Linked DNA regions of Mus musculus: region 2 is linked to region 1. Evidence: chromatin loops called from intact Hi-C (ENCODE). Cell type or tissue: left cerebral cortex. All regions are shown on one strand. Links, peaks and the distances in the headings refer to the core of each region. The heading gives the core; the rest is flanking DNA.

Region 1 (2,905 bases), core at 249-2,748:
CCTTCTAACAACACCTTTCCCACCACCGTGTCAGGCTCCATCTGTGGTGTGGGTGCTCTACCTCTCTGGTCCTCAGCTTGGGGGTGGGGTGGAAGTGGGGGGAGCCTCAGGCCACCAACTTCAGACGGAAGTCAGGTGGGGGGCAGGGTGAGGAGCCAACGCCAGAGGAGCCTCAGGAGGAGAGGGAAGCAGAGGGGCCCAACAACGATGGTGTCACCCTGAAGACTGGACAACTGTGCAGACTGTGGAGGGCTGCGAGACCACGGTAGGATTCCCTTGAGGGGGCAGGGCGGAGGGGCACTGCTGCACCCCACACTTATCCCCAGGAGGGTAGATGGTCCATCAGTTGCTCCCCTGTGGATCAGGGGCACCTGCTGGCCCACACAACCCTCCAGCATTCGCTCTCCCTGTCTGTAATGGATGCATTGTAAGTCAGGCTTGGAAGTCTCTCTTGGAGGATGGCCAAGCAAAGCTGGAGAGACCAGCTGTGGAAGTGTCCCGTGGGTTAAAGTTCACAGGATGGGTAAAGGGCAGTGGAGAGAGCACATGGATTCCAGGCTTGCATTGTGCCATCGTGGTAGGGTCAGCCTGATTCTAAAGGCAGTCATGATTTCTGCATCCCCAGGGGACTCAAATCCCTTTTCTTTTTCTAGAGTTCTGAGCTTGCAGAGGCCTCATTTACCCTCCGGTAGATGGAGCAGTGGAGGGCCGTCCCTGTCCATTCAAAATGGGCTGCAGCAGTCCACGGGGACCATCATGGGTGCTCTGGGGAACTTGATCAGCCAAGGTCATTACTCCTCTGCCTTTGACCTTGGGCCAGATCGGAGCTTGGCCGGTCTTCGTCCCCCCCGCATCCGAGCTCCAGGACAGTGACAAAGAGAGAAAAACAAAAACCAAGTCTGTGCAAGAGCCCCCTGCGTTGGGTGCTTGGCATCCAAAATTCCAAGAGGCTCTTACCTCTAATTTGTCAGTGTTCCTCCAAACCTGCTAGGGGGCTGACAAAAGGAGGGGACATTGTTCCCAGGATCCTGTCCATGTCATGCCATGCCGGGACAGGACAGTAAGGGGAGCCTGGGACTAGTCTGTACAACCAAGTGGTTTAGTTTGCTTTGATTCTTGCCTCTTGCTGTGTGAATTTGGGCAGTTCATTTTCCTTCTCTGGGTCACCGTGGCCCCCTGCGAAGTTGACAGTCTGATCCCCACCTGGAAGAACTGTCAGGACAAGGTGGGAGCAGGTAGCAGGACCAGGAAAAGGCCACTGCCCCCTCCCCCAGAGCCATGGCAAGGCTGTGCCCCATTGACCACTGAATGTGGTTCTGGCACCTCCTTGTGGCCAGTCTTTTGGGCTACACCTTGCAGATATTAGGACAAAGCTCTGGAAGCCCCCAAGAGGAGCCTTCTTCCCTTGTGTTGGTGAATGGCCTCTGCCCACCCCCATCCTGCACCCCAGACACCCACTCACTTCCTCAAATCCAGTTATCCAGCCCCACCCACCTACTGGTACGGACTGAACAGGCGAGCTGGCGAGCCGACTGTACTTGCTGATTCTGGGCAGCAGGTGGCGCTGCTGACCAGGGCTTGGAGCTGCTAAGCGTTTACAGGGCAAAGAACCCTAAGTTCAGGTTTCAAGGTTATAGAGGGAGCCCATCCACACCCCCGGCGTCAATGACTGGATCTAATCAAGGCAGTAGGATCTCAGGGAGCGAGTCCTCTCTGGAATCTTCACAAGCAAACTAGTTTGGAAGTCTTGGAACCCAGGACAAGCACCAGGGCATATATTATCAAGGATGGCCCACTGACTTGTTGTGTGGCTTTGGCAAAGTGGCATGCTTTCTCTGGGTCTCACCTTTGCAGCTGTACCAGATAAAGATGTCTATAATAAAGGTGTATCTTGTGGCTTTGCCAACTTAAGATTGACGATCCTGTTATCAATTTTGCACACGTCGTAGCTGAGGTTTAAATGATGACGCCACCTGCCTGAGGTGGCGCACCTTGTAAATGACAACTAAATCTGAGTCTAAGGTCTGACAGACTCCAGGGTCCACGGCCCCTCTGTTCCAGCTAACAGAGTCGCACCCTGCTTGGAAAGACAGGCAAGGACTCTGTGTGGTGGTGGGGGGTGCTAAGATGACTGTTACAGAGAACCATCTTCCCTCTAAGATAGTCTTCCCTCTCAGCCTGCAGGTCCAAGTCTTCGCAGAGGAGATGCCACAGCTGAGGGGTGACATGAGGGTTGGGCACAGGTCTCACCTGGAAAGGCAGGGAACAGAAGCAGGATCCAGGGGTCAGGTGGGGTGAGGTTAGCTGGGCAGGAGATCAGAGTGGATTTTGTCACGGAGCCCTGTGGCTGATAAGCACTGGCTACCTGGAGCACTTAGGCAGCGAGGGTTGCTCCCCTGGGATGACTGGCCCCAGAGCTCCTGACAGATCTTGCTGCCCTGAGCATCTCCTAGCTGTCCCAACTACCCGTTAGATGTCCCTGGCCTTACTTCAGAGAGGGCGGGCTAGGGTGGGAACGCGGGGTTTTGCATCTTCGGTGACCCTGGACAATTCAACTCCTGAGCTTCAGTTTCCAAGTGTGACAAAGGAGAAATGGGAGTGGGCTGGAGGCCTTAGGGGGTCTTCTGAGCACTCTGTATGATTTTCTGGAGTGGATTGGGGGGGGGGTGTCCCTGAGACTGGCATGCCAATCTTGAGCCCTGGAAGGGTCTTCGAGATTTGCAGAGACCCCAGGTTTTGGGACTAGTATGAGACAAGAGTTGATTGACCCTGTGCTTCCTGACAGGATAGCCAGTCCTGGCTATGGCCCACTGTCCGGGCAGCTCCACCTGCTTCTGTCCCCACAGCCGAAAGCTTATTCTTTTCTTTCCCAGGAAGTAGACACTTCACTCTGACGAGTCTTTCT
Region 2 (2,905 bases), core at 146-2,645, 610 kb after region 1:
GTAAGAGCACCCGACTGCTCTTCCGAAGGCCCAGAGTTCAAATCCCAGCAACCACATGGTGGCTCACAACCATCCATAACGAGATCTGACTCCCTCTTCTGGAGTGTCTGAAGACAGCTACAATGTACTTACATATAATAAATAAATAAATCTTTAAAAAAAAAAAAAGAAATGCTATTTCCAAGTAAGGCCACATTTCATGGTACTGGGGTTAAGAGAGGCATATCTTAACCATCTCTCCAGCTGGATGAGGGTGTTGCTGTGGACCTCCAGGGTGTGAAGGTATTCATCATCAGGGCCAAATATGTAGTCTTCCTGGTCCTCTTCCATGTCAAACACCAGTGGGCTGTAGAAGTAGTCAGGCACATTCCACCATCCCTTCCTGCAGAGGTCACTCATTCCTGTCTCCTGTAGACGCCTACTTGCCTTAGAACAAAGCAATTCCAGACAGCTGGTTGCTCCGTAGAAAGGCAATTCTGGCTTCAGGAGCTATATATGTATGCTCACTCCCAAGGAGCAAGCTTTGACCCACCTTAGGGAGGAAACTCAAATGCCTCTAGCTTCTCTCTTCGAAACTCCCTGTGATTACTCTTAGATAATATGTTGAGTCTTCACTTGAAGGTCCAAACACCTAAAATTTTCTTCTTTATAATGTCAAAACTTCTGGAGCAGATCTACAGACCATGGAGTAGAAAAGTCCCTGGAGGCTGGTGAGGAATGAATGAGCTGGAGGAGGAAGATCTCTACATGGTTTTCCCTCCTTGAGACAGGACCTTCTGTAGGGATGTATCAGCCAGTATGACTGAGCTCTCTCTAGGAGCCATTATTATGCCAGGATAGCTGGGGAGGTTTGGGGAAATCATATTCTAACAAGGATGCTTCCTTAAACGTCACAATTTAAACCTTTGCATCCCAAGGCCTGTTTCCCTCCATAAAAATAGATGCAAAGGCAAAGTAAACTGCACTCCCATCACTCTTTTTTTTTTTTTTTTTTTTGGTTTTTTTTCGAGACAGGGTGTCTCTGTATAGCCCTGGCTGTCCTGGAACTCACTTTGTAGACCAGGCTGGCCTCAAACTCAGAAAATCCGCCAGCCTCTGCCTCCCGAGTGCTGGGATTAAAGGCGTGTGCCACCACGCCCGGCTTTTTTTTTTTTTTTTTCCCCTTCACTCTTAAAACTACACCGCCATCTTGCTACTTTGTTGCCTGTGATGGTGCTGTGTGCCTTTGCAACTATATCTCTGTCCAGGGATCACGTGGGTTGTTCAAACTTTATTTAGTTTGCTTTATCATATTCGATACCTACTCTGCTCACGCTCATATGATGCTATAGTAGTTAATACTAAGTGAATAGCCACAAGACATCTCAGTAGTCACAAAAAGCAGTTGCTAGAGTCCAAACTACAGCAACAGGCTCCCTCAGAGACAAGATGCTAGCATGCGTTTCTAAGCTAAAGTGAGTGGTGCCACCTTGTGGCAATGTTTTGTAAGCACAGTTGTAAGTCATTCCATACCAGTAACTTTGAAATTGTTCAATGCTTGAGATAAGTTTGGGGGAGTGTTTGTATTATTTCTTTACTTGCATAAAAATGTATTTGATTAATATGCTTATGTAAATACTATGTTAAAGTAGCACCATTCATATTTGCATATGGTGTCTAGGACCAAAGGATTGGAACTTGGTCTTGTAGCTCATGCCCCAGCAGAGACAAAAGCTTTTGAGTCACTGTCCCTCCTGTTTGAGGTCCCATGAGAGCTGGGGAGTACAATTCCCTGAGAGCAGTTGGGCCTGAGCATAAAAACCCATCAATAAGGAGCAGGTGACAGAGCCACAGCTGCGTAATTTGTCTCTTTGCTCTTCTGCAGCCTATTCAGTGATGATCTATTTGTCCCAGGGAATGGATGGTGGCAGGTTTGTCCATATTTTACACTTAGGAACCTGCCTACTTCTCTCTGCCCAGTGCAACTCATCTGTCTCTGTCCTCGGTTCCTCTCATTTCATTCCACGAGTGGACAGCAGGCCTTGGCAAAGAGTTATGAAGGTGGATTCTAAGAGGGTGGTTTTGGAAAGAAATGAAGAGAAGAAGGGGAAAAGGGAGGGAGGGAGGGAGAGGAAGAGGGAGAGAGGGAGGGAGGCTGAGACTGTTCCCTGCATGGGGGGGGGATGGTTGGGAAAACAGGAGAGAGAGAGAGAGAGAGAGAGCGAGCTAGCGAGCTCAGATTTGGGGTTGGGCAGAAAGGGACCTCAGAGAGCAGGGGATGATGGGAAGGTAGATGGAGAAGGCATGAGACAGGAGGAATTTGAGGTCCTGAGGAGGCTTGCTTGTAGAACGTACATTGAGGAGACTGGGGTAAAGCTCTTGCTTAGCTTTCCTGTTGCTCTGGGCTCTGCCTTTAGGCTGAGCTTGAGAAACTGAGTCTGATCTAAATCACCAAGCTGGACCTCATTCGAGATCCAATTGTAGTAGCCAGCTTCCAATATGCCCTTGGCCTTTTTGGATATTTGCATTCACATACTTGGTGCTAGGAATTGAACCTAGGGTCTGTGAATTCCTCGGTGAGTGTTCAACCGATGAGCTGTATCTGAAAGACTCTGAGAGGAGCCCCTCGCTCAGGCCTCAGGACAATAGTGGACACCCAAGAACTCACGATAGACCGAGCTTGTTGTAAACCACATGAGGCTTTATTCGGGGAAAGCCAGAGCTCTGGGGACGACTCATATCCCACGCAGGGGTAGAGGAGTCGACCTCGAGAGGAAAGGGGTCCCAGTTTTTATAGACCCTCAGGGGAGAAAGGAGAAGGGGGGAGTAGGGGATTTCCAGATCTAAACAATGTCTATTCTCAAGAAATGGGTATGGGAGGGGTACAAGGAAAGAGTCTGGTGCAGGTGTAGCAACTCCAGATTGG

The links. Peaks named below come from ENCODE experiments on the same cell type or tissue, not always from the same donor. Only the 100,000 strongest peaks of a DNase experiment are listed, where the experiment ranks them.
Region 2: it touches region 1 in a loop (2.9-fold over the local background); 5 of 42 quality-filtered maps call a loop at or near these places.

The regions. Positions count from the first base shown.
Region 1 is chr11:4,257,424-4,260,328 of GRCm38, forward strand. It overlaps Lif (leukemia inhibitory factor), which reads left to right and starts at 145. Exons shown (of 4, transcript NM_008501.2): 1 at 145-265. In left cerebral cortex, for the core only: a CTCF peak has its summit at 1,500; a DNase peak (open chromatin) is centred at 1,469.
Region 2 is chr11:4,864,610-4,867,514 of GRCm38, forward strand. It overlaps the pseudogene Gm17793. Among named protein-coding and RNA genes, the nearest start is that of Nipsnap1, 7.9 kb to the right of the region's middle. In left cerebral cortex, for the core only: a CTCF peak has its summit at 1,471 (motif pointing left); a DNase peak (open chromatin) is centred at 1,451.